Regions from separate parts of the Homo sapiens genome. Here region 1 is linked to region 2. The links are chromatin contacts, found by Hi-C or POLR2A ChIA-PET in ENCODE. All regions are on one chromosome and are shown on one strand. The core of a region is the stretch at or near the end of the contact, and the rest is flanking DNA. Distances in the headings are between cores, read along the strand shown.

Region 1 (5,932 bases), core at 2,109-4,608, 2.9 Mb after region 2:
TCTCAAAAAAGAAACCTAACCTGTAATTTGATCGTATTGGAAGGTGGGCCTTTGGGAATGATTAGGTGATGAGATGGGCTCTTCACGAATGGGATTAGTGCCCTTAAAAAGGAGACCCAGAGAGATCCCTTTCCCTTCACCACATTAAGACATAGCAAAAGAATGGCCATCAGTGAACCAGAAAGTGGGCCTTTCGCAGACACTGAATATGCTGGAGCTTTCATCTTGGACTTCCTAGCTTCCAGCACTGTGAGAGATAAACATTTGTTGTTTAAACCACCCATTCTATGATATTTTTGTGATAGCAGCCTGTATGGACTAAGACATCTCTATAAATCAAAATTCCACAGGTACATTCATTGATACAATGAGTCAGGTGGCTCACCTATCACACAGGACTTTGAAATTTAGCATAAAAGAAAGAGCAAGCTATTATGCGTTGAATGTTTAGTATGAGGCCATCAGTGTGACTCTAACAACTAACGCTGAGGGTGAGGTATTGTTCAATCCAGTTTTGGGTTGCCCCTCACCACCCGAAGCCTAGAGCCCTCAGATGGAACAGAAGCAGGGATGCCTACCTTTCAGGTGGAATGTTATCCGTGTTGCTGCTGTGGCGTCTCTGCATCTTCCTTAACACCTAAAACCCAACACATGGGTGAGCCAGAGTCTCCCAACACTCCCACTGCCTGTCAGATTGCCAAGGTAATTGTAAACTGCAAACCTGCACTAGTCGTATCTTAGACCCCTAGTGCTCTCTGGCATTTTCCAAAGTATGTTTCAATCTTTCATGCCATTCCATCCTCAATGTGACATTCTATCCCATGAGGAAAGCTATCACCCCATTTCACAGAGGAGGACGATGAGACTCAGAGGTGGAGAAAGTCCTCATGTGAGAGGATAACGCGGTAAACTGTGCAGCCAAGAGGTGCTGGATGAAGTGAAGTGGGCAGCGGACTGGCAGGAGACATGGATTCTGGGTTGATGCTGCTGCTAACTTGCTGTGACCCTAGACAAATCAGTAACCCCTCTGTGGGTTCAGATTCCCCATGTGTTACATGGGAGGGGTGGAGTGGTCAAACCAAAACTTCCTTCCAGCTCTCACATTTAATCAAGTAGTAATAAAGATGCAAATTCTCTTGGAGACGTGTCACCTGATTCACTGTGAAGAGCCACATGGACTTCAGAACTCCATGTTGACGACACTGGAGGTAGGCATTCGGGAATCCTCAGGGGGATGTGACCAATGGATCCCAGAGAGGACAGGCCTCCCCCTCCTCTTCGTCTCCAGAGGGATGCACAGTCAGGGGAGCTTGCCAGAGACTCCAAACCTGGATGGAACAGAACACCTGGATGAACAGTCCCTGCGATACCTTGAATCTGCTAAGAAGCCTTAGGACATTGTTGGTAGCTATAAGCAGATGATTCCATCTGCTCAGTATCTCTGGGTAGCCTCTCAGTGATCCCCCCTTGAAACTCCTTTTTTTTTTTTAAGACGGAGTGGTGCGATCTTGGCTCACTGCAACCTCTGCCTCCCAGGTTCAAGCGATTCTCCTGCCTCAGCCTCCTGAGTGGCTGAAATTACAGGCTTACAGGCATGCGACACCACGCCCACCCAATTTTTGTATTTTTAGTAGAGATGGGATTTCACCATATTGGCCAGGCTGGTCTCAAACTTCTGACCTCAAGTGATCCGCCTGCCTTGGCCTCCCAAAGTGCTGGGATTACAGGCATAAGCCACCATGCCCGGCCCTCTTTGAAACTCTTAAGGTATTGTATTTCATCCTATTGTCAAACTAAGAGTCCTGATTGGGGAAGCCAGAAAATATGTTTTAAACCCTCCAACGGCTGCCCAGTGCAATCAGAATCAAACCCGAGCTCTGTCCATAGCCTACGGGTTCTTCCTGATGTAGCATCATCTGTTTCCAACTGCATTTCCTCCCATTCTCCCTTTTCCCACTCCTGTCCACCCACAGTGGCCCTTCTGTTCCTCTAATGTGTCAGCGTGTCCCTGCCTCAGGGCCTTTGCACTTGCTGTGCCCTCCCCTTGGAATACTTTCTCCTCTAAATGTGGCAGGGCTTGGTCCCGCAGGGCAAATGTCGTCTCTTCCCAGAGGCCTTCTCTTCTCATTCTCCTGACTCCCCGTAATATTGCCCTGTTTTATATTATTCATAGCACTTATTTGTTCATGTTTGCTTATTTATTTATGATTTGTCCTCCCCATTAGAATATAAATGCCATTCCTGAAAGTAGGGATCCTGTCTACTTGGATCACCCCTCTGCCTCAGCATCCAGGACACTGTTTGGCACAGAGTGGCGCTCAACAAGTATTTACTCAATGAATAAAACATCTATGGGTCTCCCAGTTCCCCTTTTCTAGATCCCTTGCTCCCTGTCCCACCTTTCACCCTAGCAAGGTAATAAGGGCCATCTACTTCCCATGAAAAGGTTTAGCCTCCGTGAATATCTTCTTGTCTCTGGAGGCAGAGCCAATATTGTGGATATAGGGTGTCTATATCAGTCAGATGGTGTCTGACTTCAGTTTAGGGCACGATTATTGGCTGTTGAATGACTTCCTAATCCTGACCAGGCTTCTTGAGGGGGCAGCAATGGTGTCACTAGGGCCACTGATTAAAAATGACCCGCCAGTGAAGCCTCCTTTCTCTTTTGAAAAATTAGGTAACAAACCGGTCAGCAGCAGCATCTTCATATATCAAGAAAAGGTCATTATATAAATATTTTTCAAGAATTTGCAATCTCAACTTAATCCTCCTCTCGCCCCTCCCTCCATTATCCCACATTGCAAATCCTTGGGGGAAAATAAAATTCATATTCCAAAGTTCTCATCCACACATTTAACTCCTAAATCGAATGCTCGAAACTCTACTTTCGGATGCTTGTATTGGAAGAGGCTTCGGATTCTTTGTCGGAAGCAGGCCGTACATAATTCTGGAATAAATTTTTGCACGCGGGATGCATCTGAATGAATGAAACGCTTTTTAATCCTCTGCTCTGTACATCCCACTATGTCCCTTTGAAGGACCGCACCGAGACTTTTCGATGCTTGCGATGGTTCAAGTTGCGCCCCTGGGGCCCGTTACAGGACTGCACCGAAATGCACTCAGAGGAGCATCGCCTGCATCACTTGGACTGGAAGCCGGCAGGTGCACTTCGGGAACAACGTCGCGAGCGCTTTTCATCCCTGCAACCAACACACAGCGCAAAACGCTCTGGGACTGCAAGGGCAGGAGACTACACAGACCATGATGGGAGAAAAGAAAAAAAAATCGCGTTCTCTTTTTACCTGCCCAGACAATTCAGCAATCACAGCCGCATCATTCAGGTCCAGCCAAGCCAATCACCCGCGCAGCCTGGGCAGCATGTGACTTCCGATGCTTCCGGCCTCCTATTGGGTGGTTTCTTGGCGTCGCCGGGTCCGGCGCTAGGACCCGGGCACAGCTACGCCCGCAGCACTCACGCGATTGTCCGCCCCCTTTCCCGGCACTTAACCAATAGGAGGCCGCCGTTCCTTAGGGACCAATGGTGAGAAGATCTTGCGCGACTAGCCCTTGTCGCTGCGGAGCGGAGGCGGGGCGTAGGGCGGGGTCACGTGGGGCTGCGCCCAAGGCTGCCGGGAGCAGACTGGGCTGCGGGCGGCGGGGCCGGCGCCTGCCTGGAGGGATGGGGCTGCCGGGCGCGTAGGGGCCATGCCGCCCGGGACCCGGGCCTGCCGCGTTCCGCGCCCCGGCCGCCGCGCCCCACGTCCGCGCCGGGATGGTGAACCTGGCGGCCATGGTGTGGCGCCGGCTTCTGCGGAAGAGGTGGGTGCTCGCCCTGGTCTTCGGGCTGTCGCTCGTCTACTTCCTCAGCAGCACCTTCAAGCAGGTCAGTGGCCGCCCTTCCCCTCCTCCCCTTCCCTTCTTCCTTCCTTCCTCCCCCTTACTTTACTTTCTCCTTCCTTCCTTCGTTACCTTCCTCCTTTTTTCCTTCCTCCCTGTCTTCCTACCCCTTCCCTTCCTTTCTTTCTCCCCTTCCCTTCCTTCCTCCTTCCTTCCCTTCTTCCTACCTCCCCTCCTTCCTTATCTTCCTCCTTCCTTCCCCTCTCCCTGCCTCCCTTCCTTCCTTACCTTCCTCACCTTCCTCCTCCTTCCTTCCTCCCCCTTTCCTTCCTCCCCCTTCCCTTTCTTCTTTCCTCCCCTTTTTCCTCTCCCTTCCCTTCCGTCTTTCTTCCTTCCCTTCCTCCTTCCGTCCTCCTCCTTTCTGTCCCCCTCTCCCTTCCTTCTTCCTTTACTCCCTTTCTTCCCTGACATCCTCTTTCCTCACTTCGTTCTTCCTCCTTCCTTCCCTTCCTCCTCTTTTTCCTTACTCCTCGCGTTTGTCCGACCTCCCGACTTCTGCAGCGGCGCCGCCGGGGCGTCCGAGGGTGGGGAGAGGTGCGCATTCCTGTCCCGGTCTCAGCACGGGTGAGGGACCTGCCCACCGCCTTGGTCCCTGCAGCGGGAAGGGGTTGCTAGGCCAGGGCAGAGCTGGGACTAGAACCCCGAGTTGAGGACCCTTCAGCGGTGGGGACTGCTTTTATGAACACCTCCCTGCTTTTCACCTGCCCGGTCCAGAGCTAAGAGAGGGCGTGCATTTGCTGGCTTCATCTTCGCAGCAGGCCTGGGAGAAGTGGGGTTCCCAGTATTACAGTGGGGGAAACCAAGACATAGGTGGCGAGGGTCGGCCAGCCCTCGCATGGGTGCCCTTCGTTTAATTTGGGGGCTCTGTGTCCTCCTGGGTGACTCAAAAGGACCCACAGTTCCTTTTATGCTTTTTGTGCATAACTTGATTGGTAGAATTCCACCCCTCCAACACACTGCACCCTTTCATTTTTCTTCCATGTGAGAATTTCTGGGAGAAACAGCAAGGAGCACGGGTGGGGAAATCTTACCCAAAGCATTAATAAGTTTGTCTAGAAGTCCAGGTTGAGTGCTTAGTTGTGTAGAAAGGGTGGTTACACCCCAGGGTGCACCCAGGATAATGGGTTATGCTGTTGTCCTGACATGGTTATAAAAAGCTCTCCTTTTTACTCTCAAAGCTCAAGTGTGTAAATAAAATATATAAGTGAATAGAACATTGATAAAACTATGTGGTCACTCTACATTTAGTGGATTGGCAGGGGAGCTGTGAAAAGGGAAGAATAGGGAATTGTACGTGACCTGCCACCTTAGGCAAACAGAGAGGCTGAGTGTTGTAAGTCCCTTTTATTGGCCGGGATGTCTGGGCAATCATGTGACTACCAGACTTCTGTGACTTGTGTTTTCTGCCACCTCAGACACCTCCTCACAGTCGCGTGTTGTCCCTTCTCTGTCTTGTGACCCCTGAGTGGTGGGGTGCGCCAGGACTCCGTCCTCTGCCTTCCTCTCTATCTGACTCAGGTAATCTCTGGGCCATTGTTTAAATACTCAGGTGATCTCTGGAGGTATGCTGTTGATGCCAGTAGTTGATAACAACAGCCTAGATCTGTCCAGAAATCCCCAAATTCTTATATCCAATTGCCTAGTTGATATCTTTTTTTTTTTTCAATTTTTTTTTATTGTGGTAAAATACGACATAAAATTTCCCATCTTTTTTTTTTTTTTTTTTTTTTTTTTTTAAAGACTGAGTTTTGCTCTTGCCCAGGCTGGAGTGCAGTGGGACGACCTCAACTCACCACAGCCTCCACCTCCCGGGTTCAAATGATTCTCCTGCCTCAGCCTTCTTGAGTAGCTGGGATTACAGGCATGCGCCACCATGCCCAGCTAATTTTGTATTTTTAGTAGAAACGGGGTTTCTCCATGTTGGTCATGGCTGGTCTTGAACTCCCGACCTCAGGTGATCCACCCACCTCAGCCTCCCAAAGTGCTGGGATTACAGGTGTGAGCCACCACGCCTGGCCAGAATTTCCCATCTTAA
Region 2 (5,830 bases), core at 260-2,759:
TACTGCCCTCCAGCCTGGGCAACAGAGTGAGACTCCATCTCAAAGAAGGAAAAAAAAAAAATAAGTAGGGTGGGTTCAGTGGCTCACGCCTGTAATCCCAGCACTTTGGGAGGCCGAGGCAGGCGGATCTCCTGAGGTCAGGAGATGGAGACCATCCTGGCTAACACGGTGAAACCCCGTCTCTACTAAAAATATAAAAAATTAGCCGGGCGTGGTGGCGGGTGCCTGTCGTCCCAGCTACTCGGGAGGCTGAGGCAGGAGAATGGCGTGAACCTAGGAGGCGGAGCTTGCAGTGAGCCGAGATCGCGCCACTGCACTCCAGCCTGGGCGACAGAGCGAGACTCGGTCTCAAAAAAAAAAAAAAGTAGGCTGAACCGGCCAGCACCGTAGCTCACGCCTGCGATCCCAGCACTTTGGGAGGCCAAGGCATAAAGATTGCTTGAACCCGGGAGTTCGAGACCAGCCTGGAGAACATTGTGAGACCACCGTCTTTTTTATTTTTATTTATATTTTTTTTTTGAGACGAAGTCTAGCTCTGTCGCCCAGGCTGGAGTGCAGTGGCGCGACCTCGGCTCACTGCAAGCTGCGCCTCCCGGGTTCACGCCATTCTCCTGCCTCAGCCTCCCGAGTAGCTGGGACCACAGGCGCCCGCCACCACGCCCGGCTAATTAGTGAGACCACCGTCTTTTAAAAAATAAGTAGGGTGAATCAAAAGTGTTGGGCAGAACTAAACACCTCTGGCAACTGCCGTCAGCTGTTCCGCTCTACTTTCAGCTTGTATATGTACCTGGTTTGCCTCCAAAATGGATAAATTCCCAAACTAACTTTTACAAAAGCTCCAGTTTGTGTAAAGGTGAGGGAATTTGTCTCAAAGCAGTGCAATTAATTACACCTAAGAGAAAAGCAGAAGCTGGGGCTCAATTACTGTTAGCTCGACTCTGAATTAATTAAGAATTTGAAACTCTGTCCCAGAGCTGCTTTCTCCTTAATGATGTTAAACCAAGTGAGCACCTCCTCCCTCAGGGTGACTTTCTCATATTGGTAATTAGACACAGGTTCTTGGACCGCTAAGAGAACTCTTACAGGACCATCTGGCTTTTAAGTGCACCGGGTAATGTACCACCTCCCTCTCCGTTCTGGTGTTTTTCGAAAGGATGTGACGGGAATCTAGTGGAGGGTTCCTCTCCTCAACATTAGTCAAGGGGAATCGGGTTCCTCCACACCGCTCGCACCTTGATTTCCTCGGAGTGGAAGAGGTCGGCGTCTTCGGGGCTGTCCATCAGGATCTTGGGCCTGTCCCCGTCCTTGGTGCCCCCCGAGCTGTCCCTCCGGGGCGTCTTATGGCCACCATGCCGCTCCAGCGCGGCGCGCTCACTGCTGGTATTGCCCATGATGGGGGTCTGCGGGGACACAGGGAAGGCGGACGGCGCCTCACTGCAGGAAAGGGACCCTGAGCAAGGGACTCCCGGAACCGCGGGTCCCAAGGAGCCTGCGGAAGGAGTCGGAGCACCAGGACACCACGCCCCTCGGGCCGGGAGCCGGTTCCGGCTGAGTCGGCAGGGTTGCCGAGCTCTCGCAATCGCGCTTTACCTGCCCAGGCAAGCCGCGGCAAGAACGCAAGGGGCGCGAAGATAAACCGACACTTTCCCAACCGCTTCACCACCCCTCAGCGACTTCCGCTTCCGGCGACTCCGTAAGTCGGCCCGGCCTAGGGCGTGGAGGTGGCGGCGGCCAGCTAAACGCGCGAGGCTATCTCGATTCCATTTCCGCTTCCGGTCTTGAGCGGTGCGGTAACAGGTGCCCCGGGCCGTCTCTGCAGGCCTCGGAGCGCGCAGTCGCAGTCAGCAGCCGGCCGCCCAGGGCCAGGCCCAGGACGAGGCGCTGCCGAGGGCCGGCAGGGGGCACCCCAGCGCGCGGGCAATCTGAGCCGTTCATGCGCTGGGCTGAATAATGCCATTTAGCTATCTTTGCTCACTTATAGTTGATTCTACACTCTGCAGCCAGAGGGATCTTTCTAAAATGCAAATCTGATTCAGAAACTCCACTTCTTAAAGCCCTTTTAATGCACGTGTTCTCACGCTTTACAGTGCATTAGGTTAACCTGGAGCGCTTGTTAAATGCATCCCCCACTGCAGACCTGCAGAATCATGATTTCTACAGATTAGGGTCGGGGGTGCAGGCAGTCTTGCAGGTATTTGAAAAAATGGCAGACCATAAGATCTCTGGAAATTTCTTATGTCTAGTAGGTTGGGGGTTGTAAAATGCTGGAGTTATTCGTGTATTTTTATTGAGTGTGCAATCTTTTGATAGGTAATTTTGCAAGATATCTTGTAATCACTTCGGAAACATCCTTCTGCATAAGATGCATTAGCGTTTGTCATTTACTCTGGTCAGTGCTTCAACAAGAAGTGCATACAAATACGGTAGTAAAATATTCTCATCTTCTCATTGTCAGTCATTGTCATATTTTGTGGGTTTTTTGGTGTGTGAATATCTCAAAATACTTTGCATTTGCCGGGTCAGGTCATGCATTTCACCCACTGAACATTTATTTAGTACCTAAAAAAGTACCAGACATTGTGCTAAGGAAATGAGGAACACAAGATGACTAAGATAAGGTTTCCTGGGGGGAATTCAGCAGTATGCATCAAAATTTAAAAATGCACCTTCATTTTGACACACAATTTTACTCCTAGGAAACTTGTGCAGAAATACACACATGAAAATTATTTACAAGCATTATCTACAAAATATTTACATGCAAAAATATATTCTAAGATGCACTTGTCACCCCCCATGCCCCCATATATTTTAATTTCTGAAACTGGATGCTTTTTACAATAATGGAATCTTACACTTGGTGAAATAAGGAAATGAAAAACTACAAAATCCTAAAAGTTGTTCAGTAGGAGAATGGCAAAATGAATGGAATACATTCATTTTGTAGAATACCAAGCAACTTTTAAAAAGGGAGAAACCATTTTTAGGTCACTATGGGGAAGTGTCTATGATATTGCAAGGTCCGGAAGCAAGTGAGAGAACAAGTTCAAGGGCAGGAGCTCTGAATTCAGCCTGGCCATGTTCAGATTCTGGCTTTACCATTTAGTAACTGTCACCTTAGTCTCTTCTTTTGTGAAATGGGAACAAAAATAACACCTACTTCATAGGCTTGTTTTGTGAATTAATTGGGAACGTGCATAAAAATGCTGAGCATAGCACTTGACTCTTAGTAAACACTCAATAACTGTTAACACTTTTATTAGCACTATTAGGCTAGCAAATGGAAAGTTCTGGAAGGGTATACAACACATTGTTAATAGTGGTCTTCTGTGGGGAGAGGAGGGAGATTGCAAATAGGAGCAGACAGAAAAGGGACTTTCACTTTTCATTTATATAGTTCTGTATTTGAAAAGTTTTCTATTGTGAGGATGTACTACTTTTTAATTTAAAAAAATAAGATATGGTTCCAGCCCCAAAGGAATTAATACAGTACAGGCTGGCACCGACCCACAGAAAAGCAATAATATAGCTAGGTAAGGGATCCTGTGGGAGCCCAGAAGGGACTTAAGCCAGGCCAGGAAAAGGGATGGGAGCCAGGAAAAGGGATGGGAGCCAGGAGGGTCTTCCTGAAGCTGATGACTGAGAATTTGAATGTATTCAGTATAATCAGAAATGTTGAATGTGCTTGCTGAATTAAATAAGCTAAGATACTGTGGATGACCCAGGATATCTTCTTTGAGCTGCTTTTCTAATAGTGGCCCTGACTTGGTTACATGAGACAGTGGGGTGTTGAGTTTTGAAATCTCTCCCAAACAGCCGGAGAGATAAGAAAGAACACATGAGCTGTGGATTCTTTATCTGAGCTATGCAGATGCTTTGATGCATGAAGAAAGTTTTAAGACATCTGCACTAGCTTGAATAAGATAACAGTGAAAGCATGGGTGGCCCTTGATGTCAAATACAATCAACAATATCCTGAGGATGCCACCAACTGCTGATTGGAAACTCTTACCACATTGTATCAAGATTTCATGACAAAGAAACTAACATTGGTATCTATCAGCTATTGACCCCATATTGAAAATCATGGGTAGGGTAGACTCGCCAATTACAAGTGTCTACTTGGGTCCCAGCTGTGTCTCTCTTGGGTCATTTTGTGTTACTTATCTGTGTAACAATGGTTTGTGACTTTCCTAAGCATCAGAGCGTCTCATCTTTCTCTGATTCTCTGCTGATATGGATGTCAGACCATTCCATCTTGGGGGCTGGAGGTGTGCCAGGAAGTATAACTGTTAGCACATTGCTGTGTAAAAGGCATCATCTACTCACTGCTGTCTGTCTGGCACCAGGGCAAAGACAAATGATAAATACCCTAGATTCTCCCCCAAACAAACCAGGGCAATTTTAACACAGCCACAGCTAGGAGTACCCCTCCCCCACCCCCGCAACCCTGGCTTCAAATTCACTCCAGCTCCAAGCACAAAAAGAAGTAGGTTTTCAAGTCCTTAAAAGTCACCCAGAGTGAGATAAAATCTCATTTATCCTTAAATTTATGATTAAAAGGGTTAAGGATAATGTTTTGGGGCCTCCTCCATAGGATGGATTAGAATCAGTATAGCACTTCTGAACTGACCAACCCATTTGTTTTATATAAGGAAGAGTCTAAGTCCCAGAGATCGAACAGTTTTGCCTGAGGTCACTCAGATGATCATAGGTCATACTGAGACTGAATTCTGGATCACCTGGCCACTCCCCACTACATCATGGTCATGGCACCTCATCAAAAAGACCTTTGGTTCCCCAGCTGGCCTGTCTACAAACATTTGTACTGTTCTGAAGAACCCTCCCCATCTAAGAACAGCCAGGGCTCTGATCACAAATAACTCAATGGCAATATTGAGTGCCAATTATGAGCCAGGCACTGTTGTAACTCTTGGTTACAACAGTGAACAAAACCAAGTTCTTGCCCTCCAGAGGAAAGAGTCCACACACATATGCACATGTGGTGAGAACAGGCAGTGTTCTCACTAAACATCGGTAGCTGGAGGAAGAAATTTCACATTTGGACTATGCTGTAGACTAAATTGTATCCCCCCAAAATTCATACATTTGCACTCCCACTCCCAATTTTATAATGTTTGGAGGTGGGGCCTTCAAGGGGTAATTAGGGTTAGATGAGCTCATGAGAGTGGGGCCCCCATGATGAGATCAGGGTACTTATGGGAAGAAGAGACGCTGGAGAGCTTGCTCGCATGCTGTCTATTCACGCCCATGCTCAATGGAAAGGCCATGTGATGACAAAGCAAGAAGGCGGCCATCTGCAACTCAGGGAAAGAGCCCTCACCACACATCAACCATCCTGGCACCCTGATTGTATTAGGCCATTCTTGTATTGCTATAAAGAAATATTTGAGGTTGAGTAAGTTATAAAGAAAAGAGGTTTACTTGGCTTATGGTTCTGTAGGCTGTACAGCAAGCATGGCTCTGGGTATCTGCTTGCTTCTGGTGAGGCCTCAGGAAGCCAAGGGGGAGCCGATGTATTGATGTATCACATGGCAAGAGTGGGAGTAAGAAAAAAAGTGGGAGGAGGTGCCGCACGCTTTTAAACAACCAGATCTTGTGAGGGCAGCACCAAGACGATGGTGCTACACTATTCATGAGAAGTCCACCTCCATGATGCAGTCACCTCCCACCATGTTGGAGGCCTCACCTCCAACATGGGATTACATTTCAGTGTAAGATTTAGGGGGAAAAGTATCCAAATTATATCACTGATATTAGACTTCCAGCTTTCGGACCTGGGAGAAGTAAATCTCTGTTGTTTAAGCCA

Evidence for each region. A loop is a pair of places that touch in the nucleus more often than their neighbours do. ChIA-PET counts read pairs that join two places held with the same protein, here RNA polymerase II (POLR2A). Pooled maps may share reads with other maps.
Region 1: a pooled map shows a loop between it and region 2 (14-fold over the local background). The contact joins the promoter of RNFT2 here to the promoter of PRKAB1-AS1 in region 2. A Hi-C loop is called at or near these places in 1 of 37 single-sample maps with no recorded cell type and 8 of 50 pooled maps. POLR2A ChIA-PET finds 5 or more read pairs at or near these places in 1 of 52 experiments (activated T-cell).

What each region holds. Positions count from the first base shown.
Region 1 is chr12:116,735,741-116,741,672 of GRCh38, reverse strand. RNFT2 (ring finger protein, transmembrane 2) reads right to left here and starts at 3,358. Exons shown (of 11, transcript NM_001382266.1): 1 at 3,303-3,358; 2 at 1,152-1,328; 3 at 579-637. The coding sequence starts at 1,175. It overlaps SPRING1 (SREBF pathway regulator in golgi 1), which reads left to right and starts at 3,604. Exons shown (of 5, transcript NM_024738.4): 1 at 3,604-3,883. The coding sequence starts at 3,773. RefSeq lists enhancers at 3,076-3,335, 4,104-5,062 and silencers at 3,526-3,785, 3,866-3,915.
Region 2 is chr12:119,663,806-119,669,635 of GRCh38, reverse strand. It overlaps PRKAB1-AS1 (PRKAB1, TMEM233 and CCDC60 antisense RNA 1), which reads left to right and starts at 1,509. Exons shown (of 3, transcript NR_188494.1): 1 at 1,509-1,693. It overlaps PRKAB1 (protein kinase AMP-activated non-catalytic subunit beta 1), which reads right to left and starts at 1,503. Exons shown (of 7, transcript NM_006253.5): 1 at 1,233-1,503. The coding sequence starts at 1,391. RefSeq lists enhancers at 173-808, 1,247-1,656, 3,791-3,935, a silencer at 1,757-2,026 and a cis regulatory region at 3,854-3,871.